2 separate regions of the Homo sapiens genome follow, and region 2 is linked to region 1. The links are chromatin loops, found by intact Hi-C in ENCODE. Cell type or tissue: dorsolateral prefrontal cortex. All regions are shown on one strand.

Region 1 (8,000 bases):
TTGGTCACAACATATGTTGATTATTTTAAAGTCTTATGACTGATTTACTGACAACACTCTTACCAGGAATTCTGAAAAATGAGTAAATTCTTCAAAATGAGTTGTATTAGTTCTCACACTGCTAATAAAGACACACCCAAGACTGAGTAATTTATAAAGAAAAAGAGTTTTAATGATAAAGAGGATATCACCACGGATCCCACAGAAATACAAACTACCATCAGAGAATACTATAAACACCTCTACACAAATAAACTAGAAAATCTAGAAGAGATGGATAAATTCCTGGACACATACACTCCCAAAACTAAACCAGGAAGAAGTCGAGTCCCTAAATAGACCAATAACAAGTTCTGAAATTGAGGTAGTAATTAATAGCCTACCAACCAAAAAAAGCCCATGACCACAGCCAAATTCTACCAGAGGCACAAAGAGGAGACAATACCATTCCTTCTGAAACTATTCCAAACAATTGAAAAGAAGGGACTCCTCCCTAACTCATTTTATGAGGTCAGCGTCATCCTGATATCAAAACCTGGCAGAGACACACACACACACACACACAAAGAAAACTTCAGACCAATATCCCTGATGAACACTGATGCAAAAATCCTCAATAAAACACTGACAAACCAAATCCAGCAGCACATCAAAAAACTTATCCACCATGATCAAGCCGGCTTCATCCCTGGGATGCAAGGCTGGTTCAACATACACAAATCAATAAATGTAATCCATCACATAAAAAGAACCGAAGACAAAAACCACATGATTATCTCAATAGATGCAGAAAAGGCCTTTGATAAACTTCAACATCCCTTCATGTTAAAAACCCTCAATAAACTAGGTATTGATGGAACATATCTCAAAATAATAAGAGCTATGTATGACAAACCCACAGCCAATATCACATTGAATGGGCAAAAGCAGGAAGCTTTCCCTGTGAAAACCAGTACAAAACAAGGATGCCCTCTCTCACCACTCCTATTCAACATAGTGTTGGAAGTTCTGCCCAGGGCAATCAGGCAAGAGAAAAAAAGAAAGTGTACTCAGATAAGAAGAGAGGAAGTCAGGCCGGGCACGTTGGCCCATGCCTGTAATCTCAGCACTTTGGGAGGCCGTGGCAGGAGGATCACGAGGTCAGGAGTTCAAGAACAGCCTGACAAGATGGTGAAACCCTGTCTCTACCTAAAATACAAAAAAATTAGCCAGCCATGGTGGCAGGCACCTGTAATCCCAGCTACTCAAGAGTCTGAGGCAGAGAATTGCTTGAACCCAGGAGGCGGAGATTGCAGTGAGCCGAGATCACGCCACTGCACTCCAGCCTGGGCAACAGAGTGAGACTCCATCTCAAAAAAAAAAGAAAGATGAAATCAAATTGTCTCTGTTTGCAGACAACATTATTTTATATTTAGAAAACCCCATCATCTCAGCCCAAAAACTCCTTAAGCTGATAAGCAACTTCAGCAAAGCCTCAGGATACAAAATCAATGTCCAAAACTCACAAGCATTTCTTTACACCAACAATAAGCAAGCAGAGAGCCAAATTATGAATGAACTCCCATTCACGATTGCTATAAAGAGAATAAAATACCAAGGAATACAGCTACAAGGGATGTGAAGGACCTCTTCAAGGTCCTCTCTTATTTCCAAACCACTGCTCAAGGAAATAAGAGAGGACACAAATGGAAAAAATTCTATCCTCACGGATAGGAAGAATCAATATTGTGAAAATGGCCATACTGCCCGAAGTAATTTATAGATTCAATGCTATTCCCATCAAACTACCATTGACATTCTTCACAGAATTAGAAAAACCTACTTTAGGCCAGGCGCGGTAGCTCACGCCTGTAATCCCAGCACTTTGGGAGGCCGAGGCAGGCAGATAACCTGAAGTCGGGAGTTCCAGACCAGCCTGACCAACATGGAGAAACCCAATCTCTACTAAAAATACAAAATTAGCCAGGCATGGTGGCACATGCCTGTAATCCCAGTAACTCGGGAGGCTGAGGCAGGAGAATTGCTTGAACCCAGGAGGTGGAGGTTGAGGTGAGCCAAGATCGCACCACTGCACCACTCTAGCTTGGGCAACAAGGGCGAAACTCCGTCTCAAAAAAACAAAAAACAAACAAAAAAAAAAAACTACTTTAAATTTCATATGGAATCAAAGAAGATCCTGTATACCCAAGACAATCCTAAGCAAAAAGAACAAAGCTAGAGGCATCACGCTACCTGCCTTCAAAGTATACAAGGCTACAGTAACCAAAACAGCATGGTACTCATCCCAAAACAGACATATAGACCAATGGAACAGAACAGAGGCCTCAGAAATAACACCACACATCTCCAACCATCTGATCTTCGACAAACTTGATAAAAACAAGCAATGGGGAAAGGATTCCCTACTCAATAAATGGTGCTGGGAAAACTGGTTAGCCATATGCAGAAAACTGAAACTGGACCCCTTCCTTATACCTTATACAAAAATTAACTCAAGATGGATTAAAGACTTAAATGTAAAACCCAAAACCATAAAAACCCTAGAAGAAAACCTAGGCAATGCCATTCAGGACATAGGCATGGGCAAAGACTTCATGACTAAAATGCTGAAAGCAATTGCAACAAAAGCCAAAATTGACAAACGGTTTCTAATTAAACTGAAGAGCTTCTGCAGAGCAAAAGAAACTATCATCAGAGTGAACAGGCAACCTACAGAATGGGAGAAAATTTTTGCAATCTACCCATCTGACAAAGATCTAATAGTCAGAATTTATAAGGAACTTCAACAAATTTACAAGAAAAAAATCAAACAACCCCATCAAAAAGTGGGCAAAGGATATGAACAGACACTTCTCAAAAGAAGACATTTACACAGCCAACAAACATATGAAAGAAAGCTCAACATCACTGATCATTAGAGAAATGCAAATCAAAACCACAATGAAATAACAATCTCACGCCAGTCAGCATGGTGATTATTAAAAAGTCAAGAAACAGATGCTGGCGAGGCTGTGGAGAAACAGGAATGCTTTTACACTGTTGGTGGGAATGTAAATTAGTTCAACCATTGTGGAAGACAGTACAGTGATTCCTCAAGGATCTAGAACCAGAAATACCATTTGACTCAGCAATCTCATTACTGAGTATATACCCAAAGGAATATAAATCATTCTACTATGAAAACACATGCACATGTATGTTTATTGCAGCACTATTTACAATAGCAAAGTCATGGAACCAACCCAAATGCCCATCAATGATGGACTGAATAAAGAAAATGTGGTCCATATACACGATGGAATACTATGCAGCCATAAAAAGGAATAAGATCATGTCATTTGCAGGAGCTTGGAAGAAGCTAGAAGTCATCATCCTCAGCAAACTAACACAGGAACAGAAATCCAAACACCACATATTCTCACTCGTAACTGGGAATTGAGCAATGAGAGCACATGGACACAGGTAGGAGAACAACACACACCAGGGCCCGTTGCGGGATGGGGAAAAAGAAGAGGGAACTTAAAGGATGGGTCCATAGGTGCAGCAAACCACCATGGCACACGTATACCTATGTGACAAACCTGCACTTTCTGCACATATATCCCGGAACTTAAAGTAAAATAAAATAGATAAATAAATAAATAAAATTAGATTAAATTTTAAAAAAGAAGAGGTTTAATGGACTCACAGTTCCACATGGCTGGGGAGGCCTCACAATCATGGTGGAAGCCAAAGGAGGAGCAAAGGCATGTCTTATATGGTGGCAGGCAAGAGAGTAGGTGCAGGGAAACTGCCCTTTATAAAACCAGCAGATCACATGAGACTTACTCACTGTCACAAGAACAGCACGGGAAAACCCCACCCCCATGACTCAATTACCTCTCACCAGGTCCCCCCCCACGACACTTGGGGATCCAGCAGACACCACCACCACTTCATCCCACTTCAAATGTGGTCTCCCATGCTCGAGAAGCAGTACTCACCTTCTGGTCTGCAAAGCGCCATCCTGGCATAATTTGCCTTGGCATTTGTCTTTTAACGAGTATTTTAAACGATCTTTTAAACGAATATAATATCTTTGGAAGCCCTTATTTGCATGTATTAGTTATGATATACCTAATAAACATTCCACCACTCTAATTTACCAATCTTTACCAGTTATAAAAGCAGAAACTATAATCATGTCTTTCAAAATAAGCCTTGGGCTGTTTTGTAGCAGTGAAATCGATAGTTGTACTTAACCTAAAGAACCTGTGAGAATCCCACTGCAGTGTTGAAATTTAACAATTAAGCAATACTATCCCTGGCTTTCATCATTGAATTTCACAAAATATGTTATTTGCTGGGAAAACAGTTGAATCGGCCTGATGACGTGAATAATCTCAGGCCTGACAAGGATATAGCTGTATTATAATTCCTTAGTGTCCTTAAATGTAAGCTACTTTTGCAATTAATACTAAATCTAACCTCGCTTTTTCCGTAATTTCTATAATTTCATCTGAACGTAGTAACAGGTTAGCAGGGGGCCACCAGCCTGGGCGCTCTCGGTGTTATACTGTCCTCTCGTGGTAAATATGGAGAACTGCAGCCTGACGGCTTTTTCCTCTTTCAGTTTCCTGTTCCATTATTTTGCCGTGCTATACATATCCTTGTAAACTGCCTTAAATTCTTTCTAGGACACAGCAAAATCTAAAATAAATAGATAAACAAATGTATAAGATGAGAACTGTTGACTAGGAGCTTAAAACATGGGTTGGAAAACCCATCTGCTTGGGTTCAAATCCCAGCTCTTAAAGCCCAGCACAGTGGCACGCACCTGTAGTCCCAGCTTCTTGGAAGGTTGAGGCAGAAGAATGGCTCAGGTTCAGGGGAAAAATAAAAAATGAAAATTCCAGCTCTGCCACTTAATCAGCTGTGAGAACCTGGGTTATCTACTGGGGTGGAGATAGTCTCTCTCTATGCCTAGCTCCTCATCTGTAGAATGAAGATAACAATAGCCTGCATTGCATAGTGCTGATATACCTCCATGGCAAGCACTAGGAACAGAACTACTACTCCTTCTCAAAAACAAACAAAAAACAAAAAACCAAAGTGAGAGCTTTATCACCTAAAAGGTCAATTACAGCTTATTCTTAAATACAGTGGAACAGAAGTTCTCTGGGACCTACAGACCACTTCCCCACTGTGTCCAAATTGGACACAGAGTGCAGAAAACTGAAACTGCAACCCAGCTGAGCTGTGATTGTGTCTTTTTTCACTGGAAGAAGTAAATCATAGAATGTTAGTGTTGTACATTGGACTTTGGAGCACATTCCGTTTGGCCTCCTCATTTTACAGTTGAGGAGTTTGAGGCCCAGAGAAGTGATAACTCAGTTCTCCCGATGCATTTCCATGATGCGATCACTGCTTCATGCTCTGAGTCCTTGTAAACACAGGAATTTCCAGGAAGAGGAAAGGGCAAAGCTGTGATCAACCAGCCATAGTTTTCCCAGCCCTAGTTTTCCCCATGCAGCTGCAGAAGTCACCGTGGAATGACCCACGAGCAAGGCCACAGGCACAGACACTTCGGGAGCTGACAGGAATAGATCTTTAGAGACAGGAAGGCTTTCCTACCCAACCCCACCATCAATTTTTTAAAAGCAAGCATTTCCCACAAGGTAAATATAAGAACTAGTCTGGTCAAAGGATAACAAGGCAGTAGGTACTGGAAATTCCGGACAATTTGTACTACTCAAGCTAACTGCAATGCAAGACAGGCTCTGGAACTTAAGGCAAAGCTATTATGTCCGGCTCTGCCACAATTTTAGAATCCGCGTCCCCTGTAGTGGACTGTGATGCACCACCATGTTCTGTCCTCAACAGAGGTTGTCCTCTGACAACCCTCTCTGAAAACTGCCCTCAGCTCAAGAAGGTTGCTTTGTTCAAGGTCAAGCCCCCCAGTACTTAGTCAACGAGAAAGTGTAGAGACTCAGCACTCCCAGAGTGATGGGGGACCACTCCAGAGCCCCTGGGGTTCTGCTGAGGCCCTGCTGAGATTGCATCACAGCCCAGCTGCCCCCTCACCTGAGTATTATCCTGAGGACACGCCCAGAGAGATGTCCTGCACATTCATCTCTACTCAGAGCCTGCTTGCCAGAGAAACCAAATCAACAGCCCTTTTCTGATATAAAATCTCACACGTCACTCTTCTTGACCTGTTCGGGTTTTGTGGGGTTTTTTGTTTGTTTTTGTTTGGTTGGTTGGTTTTTTTGAGGGGAAGAGGATCAATTTAAAATAAATCCATTGTATACTTAGCCTCTCCAATCTGAGAAGAGAGTGTGCTTTATATCTGGCAAAACCTGTTTAAAATGCTGTTTCCCGATTGCTACCACCTAAATTATCCTCCGTGTAAATGGCTGTTTCTCCCCAAACCTAATTCCAATGGATGGAACGTTTCTGTTCCCCCAAAATTCACACGTTGAAATCCTAACTCCCAAGGTGATCGTATTTAGGAGGTGAGGCTTTTGGGAGATGATTAGGTCAAGAGGGCGGAGTCCTCGTGATTGCGATTAGTGCCCTTGTAAAAAACCCCAGAGAGCTCTCTCACCCCTTCAGCTACGTGAAGACACAGCAAGAAGATGGCTAGGCCTTCTATGAACCAGGAAGCAGGCCCACCCCCAGACACCAAATCTGCCAGCACCTTGATCTTGGGCTTCCCAGCCTCCAGAACTGTGAGAAATAAATTTCTGTTGTTTATAAGCCCCTCTGTTTACGGTATTTTGTTATAGGAACCTTAATGGACTGTTGGAAATTTTTATTTAGATTTCATAATTAAAACACAAATACATAGTCATTATAAAAGTATGACCTTTTGATCCGCCATCCCCAGGGGGCCCATGCCACTGTTTCCAATCTGGGTCCTCTCCAGATTTTGATACACACTCCTAGGTAGTCACGTCTCCCCTCCCTGCTTTGAAAACCACTACCATCTGCATATCAACCAGTCAAGATTTTGAACATTAACTTCTTGCAGTCTATATTATAAAACCCTTTTTAAAATTTTTCCAAATATAAAATACTATTAGAATGTTTTGTGAAACATCCTTGCTCAAACACCTTAGTTTGAGGGCACTAACTAACACCCAGTTTGGAGGGAAATGAAACCCACTCAAAGGCATTTGAGGAAGTGGGAGAAGGGACTTCTCCAGGGCAAGCAAGAGAAGTGTTTCAGAGTCAGGAAAGGAAGCTATTAACGTAACTTGCAAGAGAAAGCTGCAGCATTTACAGTAATTTCATCGAATTTTAAAGTAATCAAATCTGAATTTTATAACATTTGGCATGAGGTCATTTATGTATAGGCTCATGAGGAAGGCCTAAACTGAATCCCCAATCCTCAAGAATTCTAAAGTGAACACAACAGTTACCGGGAGCCCAAAATTAGGCCACTGCAGATTTTAGGGCATATGGTCATGTCCTCCCAGATACCAGGAGTTATACTTCGAAACACAGGGAAGCATAAAGTCAACTCAATTCTAATGCATCACTGGTGTTGAAATGTGCTTTGGGAAGGCAGGAAATCCATTCTAACGAAGAGCAAAAAAGCCCACCAAAAAGCCAACTTGGGGTTTGTCAAGAAATGATATACTTCACTTGGCAGAGGATAGTATCTTCCAAAGATTCCTGCTGGTTGTTGAAGGATTGTTGATTACACATTTTTGAACAAGGAAACTAGAACACTGAAAATGCAAGCCTACCTACTTGGGAAATAAAAAAAGTTATTTCAAGAGAAAACAAACTCTTATTACAAGGATAATGAGAAAAGTCAGCGTGGGGAAAACGTTTAAGAGGGGCAGGAACAACAGCAAGAACAAAAACTATTGGTAGCTAGATAAGAAATGTCAAAAACAATCACAGGCTGGGTGCAGTGGCTCATGCCAGTAATCCCACCACTTTGGGAGGCTGAGGTGGGTGGATCACTTAAACCCAGGAATTTGAGACTAGCCTGGGCAACATGGTGAAAC
Region 2 (8,000 bases), 770 kb before region 1:
CTCATTTCTCAAATAATAGATTTAACTCCATCCAAACCAATGCAAATCAGCCCTGTGGTGACAGTACATATCAGCTACAGAACGTGCAAATGACCTGAAAAATTAATGTCTTACAAGAAACTAGACAAAAGCAAAACTTTTTTATTTTAGGGCCAATTCTTTGCTAAGATTATTTATAATATTAATCTATGGAAAACAGCAGCAGTAGAAACATTACATACTGATTATTTGAATAATATTGTGAAAAATGTGCCCAGAAATCAGGAGTCTGCAAACTGCAGCCCACACACCAAATCTGGCCTACTACCTGTTTTTGTAAATAAACTTTTATTGGAACACATCACACCCATTTGTTCAGTTATGGCCTACATATGTCTATGTAGCTATTTTCACACTATAAAGGCAAAATTGACTGAAACTACAGGGCCAAAGCCTAAAATATTTACTATCTGGCCCTTTACAGAAACTATTTTTCAACTCCTGCTTTAAATCAACCTTTTATCTTTAATTTTTGAAAATCAAATTATAACAAAACATTTTTCCTAATACTAAAAGCCACATTTCACATTTAAAATTCATTTAAGCATCTTTTAAATATCAGCTATTACAGGCTTAATATATAACCCCAGAAATCTATTAAAATTATTATTAGAGGCCTTATCTTTTTAGAAATGAAAAACATGCTATGTCACCATTTAATTTCAACACTAGATGATATACACTTAATATGTACTATTAACTTACACAGTCTGGAACTTTCAGTCCTCTTACAGTTACGTACAGTGTTGATGGGTAATGATTTCTTGGACATTTTGACCACCATTCAAATGCCTCAACAACACTTAATGGGGATCGAGGCTTAGTAGGTGGGTAATATAGCTGCAAGCGAAGTTTTGAGTTGATGTTTGCATTTCCATTGGCTCCCAGAAGCTTAAAATAAGAATTCATATAAAATGTTACCTTCATTGAAAATAAATATATCCAATAAAGCAATAGCATAAAGTCAGAAACATTTTTAAAAGATTAATATGGCATGCTGAAATTTCTTAGTTTTAAAAAGCAAAGAACATTAAATAGTTAGTTAAGCACACTTCCAGATCATTTTTGACAAAAGGTAGCCCAAATGGCTTTTAAAATATTTTCCTGATAGCTCTCTTTTCACGTGTACAACAATTTCAGACTGTCGGTACAGCATTTACATTACTGTGCCAGATTTCACGCTGAACAAAGGAAGTGATCAATACACATGTTTGAAATAATTATGATAAAGACTAAACTGTATATTTACACAAGACACAAATCTTCCATTTGTTTAATATCAGTATTTTTAATGGTTAAAATTTTATGTTTTAAATTTTTAAAAAGTTAAAATCATTTCAAGATAATTAAACTCATTCAAGCCATTCGTTACATTTTTTTCAGTATTTTAGTATATCTTCTTTCAAAGGTCTATTTTTAAAACCCTATTAAACAAAACTTATATTTAAGCTAACTAAATGGAGGTTTTTGTCTCTTTTTTTGGGCAGAATCTCGCTCTGTTATCCAGGCCGGAGTGCAGTGGCAAAATCTTGGCTCACTGCAATTTCCACCTCCTCTGGGTTCAAGTGATTCTTGTGCCTCAGCCTCCCGAGTAGCTAGGATTACAGGTGCATGCCACCACACCTGGTTGATTTTTGTGTTTTTAGTATAGTCAGAGGTTTTGCCATGTTGGTCAGGCTGGTCTTGAACTCCTGGCCTCAGGTGATCTGCCCACCTCGGCCTCCCAAAGTGTTGGGATTACAGTTGTGAGCCACCACGCCTGGCCCTAAATGGAGATTTTTATGAGAAACATAAAAATCTTACCAACTCAGAATACGTTCTCTTTCATTAGACCATGACTCAAAATAGGAAATGAAACGTCTTTCTAACCTTTATGTCTTCTGCAAATTAGGAGCAGAAAGATAGTTTGAACCCTTTGCAACAGTTCACACAAAACATGAAGTATCTTAAATTAGAAGAATAAGCACTGAGTGCCCGGAAGGTATTTAACAACTGTTACTTGTAGACTCATGTAACTTAATATCTTAAATTAGAAGAATAGGCACTGAGTGCAGGGAACACATTTAACAACTGTTACTTGTAGACTTATGTAACTTGGAAAGTAAAAAAAAACAAAGAGGCAAGAAAGGCTCTAAGATAGTATTGTCCAAGAGAGCTTTCTATAATGATGGGAATACTCTAACCAATTTGTGCTAACCAATACGGAATCCACATGTGGCTACCCTGCACTTGAAGTATGGCTAGCACAAATGTGAAAGTAAATTTTTAATTATATTTAATTTGAATTCAAACAGCCATGTGACTTGTAGCTACCAAAACAGTGTAACTCTAAGTTCGTAAATCTGGGAGAGTGGACAGATGGTGGTACCACCAATTGAAGTGGCAGAGAGAGTAGCACGGATACTCAGTTTGGAGGAATCTGACATATCTATAAGTCATCCAAGCTGAAATGTCCAGCAGGTGACTGAATTTACAAATCTGAAGCACAGGTGAGAAAAGTGGTTCCAAGAAAAGTGGGTTAAAGATGAAACCATGAGTAAGACTGATATTAAGGAGGTAGGTAGAAGACCATGAAGGAAACTCAAAGAATGGTATAAGAAAAATTAGGAGAGGATGGTGTCAAGAAAACCAAGGTAACAGAGTTTCAAGAGTGTGATATGTTAAATGCATAGATGTGACAAAATAACTAAAAAATGTTCAATATATTTAGCAAACAGAAATCACTAGTGATTTGGTTGGAGAAGCTTTAGTGGCAGAGGCAAAATTCAGAACGTTGTTCAGGAATGATAAGTTAAGGAATGATGCATCAACAAGGAAAAAGAGATGGCAAAATATAGCCCATCTTTTCCCCTACCCCTTTAGGAAAGAATGTAAAGACAATGGAGGTTATAAGCTGAGCGGGTGACATTGTGATTAGTGTCAAATGACACACAGGGGTAAAGAACCATTCCCAATTGAGTAATAGATATGTTCAGTCATTAAATCATAAGCACTCGAGACTCCCTTGATAAACTCTCCTACAGCTCCCCAAAGCTTATCACGGTAATTTTAAAAAGATATTCCCCAGCTTCTAAATCATACTTTCCATAGATTAATTTAAACAGGCAATTTAGTTTACATTAATACGTTGCTTAGCCTGAGTAAACAACTAAGATTCAGCCAAGACCCTGCCATTATGGTTATAAATTATATAATGTAGAGCTCAGATAAATAAGGCTTTATTACTTTTTAGTTTAAAAGAATAGCCACATATATGTACTAAAAGAACTGAAAGTACCTGAGAATCTGAGGCATAGCTGAGAATTAGGATAAAGTCTCATTTGAATTACTGTAATAACTTAACAATTATCCAAGACATCCCTCGTACCAACAGGATAGGTAATAAAAGATTTAAATTTTAATTGTCTTCATGCCACTTCCCTTTTTTTTTGAGATGGAGTCTCACTCTGTCACCCAGGCTGGAGTGCAGTGGTACAATCACAGGTCACTACAACTTCCATTCCCTGTGTCCAAGCAATCCTCCCCGCTCAGCCTCCCGAGTAGCTGGGATTACAGGTGCACACCACCACATCTGGCAAATTTTTGTATTTTTAGTAGAGACAGGGTTTCACCATATTGGCCAGGTTGGTCTCAAACTCCTGACCTCAAGTGATCGGCCCACCTCACCTCCCAGCGTGCTGGGATTACAGGAGTCAGCTACTGCATCCGTCATGCCACTTTCTTGAAGATGAATTTTATCCTTGCCACTCTTTCTATCATCAATGATTAATTCCCTCAATATATATTCACCAAACACTTTCTATGTGACATTAATATGCTGGGAGCTGGTGATATTATAGCATGGAGTTTCAAGAGAGTGACATATTAAATGCAAAAAGACCTAGTAAAATAAGGACTAAAAATGTTCAACATATTTACCCAAAAGAAGTCATTGGTGACTCTAAAAAGCTTACAGTCTAATGAAGAAGACAGGTAAGTGTTAGAAGACGTGAAGCACATAGAATACCTTACTCTTTCTGGGGGGTGGGGATGGGATAAGAATTCTTGACTGCCATTTTTGCCAATGGCATAAGATGAATAAATAAATAAAAATCCATATAGTACTTAGAGGTAGAAATGCCCTGAAATATGTTACTGCTTCCTAAGTGCAACTTACAGTAAATTCTGCAGGTCTGCACAAATCTTAGCATAAAAGAAATGCAGTTTCTAATAAAACCACACGATGGCACTGTTTACTATGTGAAAGTGAGTTTTTTGCTTTTTTTTTTTAATGGCTTTTTTTCTTTGCTCTAAATCAGTATGGAAGGTGTTATGGAAAAAGGCATTAACAGATTTATAAAAGGGTGATCATCGATAGCACACTGGACCAGGTGATTGCTAAGGCCACTCTCAAATTACTTACTCACCATAGCCAACCTGGTGGCTGTTCAGCCCTTTGACTATAAAACTTCTAAAATCTCTCTCTAACCTCCAATATGGATTAAATGTCTCAACTGGATTTTAACAGCATCTGTTCTATAGCACATAATAATGTAGGTAACAGGTCTGTATAGAAATTAAATTGGAGGGCAGCTATATACAATGTCTAATTTATCTATGAATGTACTGAATTTAGCAGACTGTCTCACATTTTATAGATCATATTTGTTGAATGAATGGATTCACAAATGAAAATGTTTTTATAAGATGGTACAAAATAATTACTCAAGACTTTTCATAATTTAAATTGATGTTTGAAGGAAAAGATAATTACAAAATTAAAATATCCTTTTTTAAACATCAATCTACGCCTTTCATCTTTGCTGAAACATCTCGTCAAAGACATCCTAGTCAGAGACACCTAGTCAAAGACAAATGTACAAAGACATTTTTTACCTAGACTACTGTTAAGAATTTCCTAATGTGATTTTCAAGTATCTACATTTGCTCCCTCTAGAATCTGTTCTCCACATAACAGAGTATATATCTTTCTAAAACACAAATCAGATTATTTTATTCTTTTGTTTAAAATCCCACAGTGGCTTCCCATTGCTCTTTAAATTCTATAATGGCTTCCTCTTGCTATAATGACTGAGAAGACCTCATCATAATTAACATCCCGTTGACCTTAGCAACCTCTTCATGCACCATTCTTCTCCCCTTAGTCTCTGTCCTCCAATCTTGGTGGCCTTCTTTTGATTTTCTGAATTAACCCTGCTCCTTCAAATATCAGGGTTTTTGCATATATTGTACCCTCTACCATAGACCATTTCTTCCCCACCGGTGGCAATGTGTCTCTTCCTCAGGAATGTTTTCCCTGACCCCACAGTTCATCATCCATCCTATACCTCTTTACGATATTTATAAAAATTTATAATTAAATGATAAATTGTGAAATCAATTGTTTTATGTTTGTGTTGCTGGAATATGAAGTCCAGGAGTTCAAGGAATTTGTCATCTTTGTCCACTGACAACAGTAGCTGGCACATAGAAAAGTCTTAATATTTTTTGAACTGAATAAATAATGGCATGGCTGTTTGTGTCTTTTTTAATGCTACATCCTCAGAACCAAATAGTGTAACTGGCACATACTGGGCCATCAATAAATATTTAAGAATCTGAATGAGCATAACCTGAGCTTGAATTAGTAACTCTTCATCCCTACAACATTACCTTAGATTCTAATTCCTTATATGAGACCAAACTGATTTGGGAGAAAGCAGCCAACTAAATTTGAAGACTAGTTTTAAAGTGTTTAAAATGGATGAAAAACATACCTTAAGAAATGCCCAGGCAATTTTCCGAAAGCCACATTCTTGGTTTTGAACCTCAGAATTATTCTTAATTTCATCCACGCTTAAGAAATCAAGAATCTGCAAATAAATTCACAGAAGACTAAGCTACCTAAAATTTAATATTTTCTAATGGTACATTATTAAAACTTTAAAAAATCATTTGTATAGTGCTTAAAAACATTAACCTTTACAGGGAATAAAAACATTTTTATCTCATTTCATTCACCTTAAAGTTAACTCATTCAGTTAGGGAGGGTCCATTTTCTGACTATTTTATCTTTCATTAATAAATACTATGATTTATTTCAAATCCAAAGCAAAGTGTTAATCACCTCAAATATAACCTAGGTACAAATATAATAGGCATAGAATTCTTAAGCTTTCATTGTTTTTTATGTATCACAGCAGACTTTAAAGGATTGTTTGTTTAAAAAACTCACAACCCTATTTCTGGGTCTTTGTCTTGGATCACCTTCCTGAAGTTGGGGTTTTTCTCTTTGGATGTATGTTATAATTAGGCTTCTCAAGAGGATTTCTTCCATTCCTCTATCCTGTCTGGACATTAAAGCTCATGGATTTGCAACCAACCTGCCACAGAGATCGTATTCTAGATATTTATCAAAGGCTATCACTTCAAACTTACTGGTGCTTATTAAAAGCTCAGCTGCGAAAATGAGATTTTTATAGAAAGAAGACTGCTTAAGAAATGATACAGACTCCAATCATCTGTGCTTTTTGGATACCTAAATCTTTTTTACAGATATAATACATGCTCAGTGAAAACATAATATAAAAAATATATAGATCCAAAGTAAAAACAACTTGTAATCCAGACCCATAGATGGTCACCATTAACATCTAGTTTGCAGGCCAAATCTTTTTCTGTGCATTCCTAAACATATGTGTGGAACTACAAATCTAATAATGCTATTTCACAAATTATTTTCATATAGTATGTAGTGAATATCTCTTCATGTCAATACATACACATGAATACCGTAATGTTAATGACTGCCTACTATTCTGTCACAAATACCATAAATTTAACAAAAATTATAACTTATTTAACCAAATCTCTTACTGATCTAAATGTAGGTTATTTTATCTCCCTAAAATTTTTGCTATTATAAACAGTGCTGAAATAAATATCCTTGCACACACATCTTCACGGACTTGTCATTTTTTTCCTTAAGATAAATACCTAAGAGTAAAATAATGGTTTTAAAGACTGTGAGACATTATCAAGTTGTCCTCAACACTTAAAAAACTGAGATCAAAAAGCAGTTGCATAGGCAATAACATATTACATTAAAACTTAAGAAGCAACCAAAAGCGTTTATAATACAACAATCTATCCTTCTTCATCTCTTAATACTAAAATGAATACAGAAGAAAATTGTAACAAATGACAAAGTTTGAAGACAAAAAATTCCTTAAGATACAAATTATATCAATTTTTCAACAATAACAGCTTTATGTAAATCACACACAACATAATCACAAATGTAAATATTGGAATATTTGTATCATAAATACAAATAGACAACCTGAAAGTCAAGGATCATAAAAACAAGTAATTCTACAAAATGAATCTTCGGCACTGGTTATGCCAAGTCCCCTGCTGTTCCCATGCTAAACTTCTCCATCTAGCTTACACTGGAAGGGGGCTTTCTCTATTGTCCTTTGCTTATGGAGACAGAACACATGATAGAGTAAAGAAATGTGGTATTCTAGGTTCAAACTATCTGCAAACGCATTTTTTTTAACTTAAAATTCGAGTAACTTTGGGGAAATCACTTTTATTCCAAACCTTGTTATCATTTTCAGTAAGAAAATTATATAATAACAACTAGTCAGCTCAAAAGCCATGTATTCCATAAAGCTTTCCCTGACTCCACTGACCCGCCACTAACCCTTCACATATAAGTTCTACATCATTTTTGGTTACATATTAAACTGCATTAACTGATCTGTGTACATTTATCTTTATTTATCCAGGTGGTACACATATTCTTAGGGTGCCTGACATGGTTAAATGAGTTTATGCTTTGTGAAATGGGTTTAAAATGGAGAAATGCATTCATATCGAGTGGATTCATCACTTCACTACAGTTAACAGTCACAGAGCTGTTGTAATTATTAAATTATACAAAGTAGGCCAAATGGTTAAATAGTAAACACTCAGCA

The links. Hi-C counts contacts between places; a loop is a spot of excess contacts. Peaks named below come from ENCODE experiments on the same cell type or tissue, not always from the same donor. Only the 100,000 strongest peaks of a DNase experiment are listed, where the experiment ranks them.
Region 2: a loop joins it to region 1, with 5 times the contacts of the local background. A loop is called at or near these places in 36 of 110 quality-filtered maps.

What each region holds. Positions count from the first base shown.
Region 1 is chr6:136,221,850-136,229,849 of GRCh38, forward strand. No RefSeq gene overlaps it. Among named protein-coding and RNA genes, the nearest start is that of MTFR2, 24 kb to the right of the region's middle. In dorsolateral prefrontal cortex, CTCF peaks have their summits at 4,550 (motif pointing left) and 4,755; a DNase peak (open chromatin) is centred at 4,552; H3K4me3 peaks cover 890 bases; H3K27ac peaks cover 1,248 bases.
Region 2 is chr6:135,447,546-135,455,545 of GRCh38, forward strand. It overlaps AHI1 (Abelson helper integration site 1), which reads right to left. Exons shown (of 29, transcript NM_001134831.2): 11 at 5,796-5,891; 12 at 745-930. Among named protein-coding and RNA genes, the nearest start is that of AHI1, 46 kb to the right of the region's middle. In dorsolateral prefrontal cortex, CTCF peaks have their summits at 4,267 (motif pointing right) and 4,471; no DNase peak of the experiment used is centred here.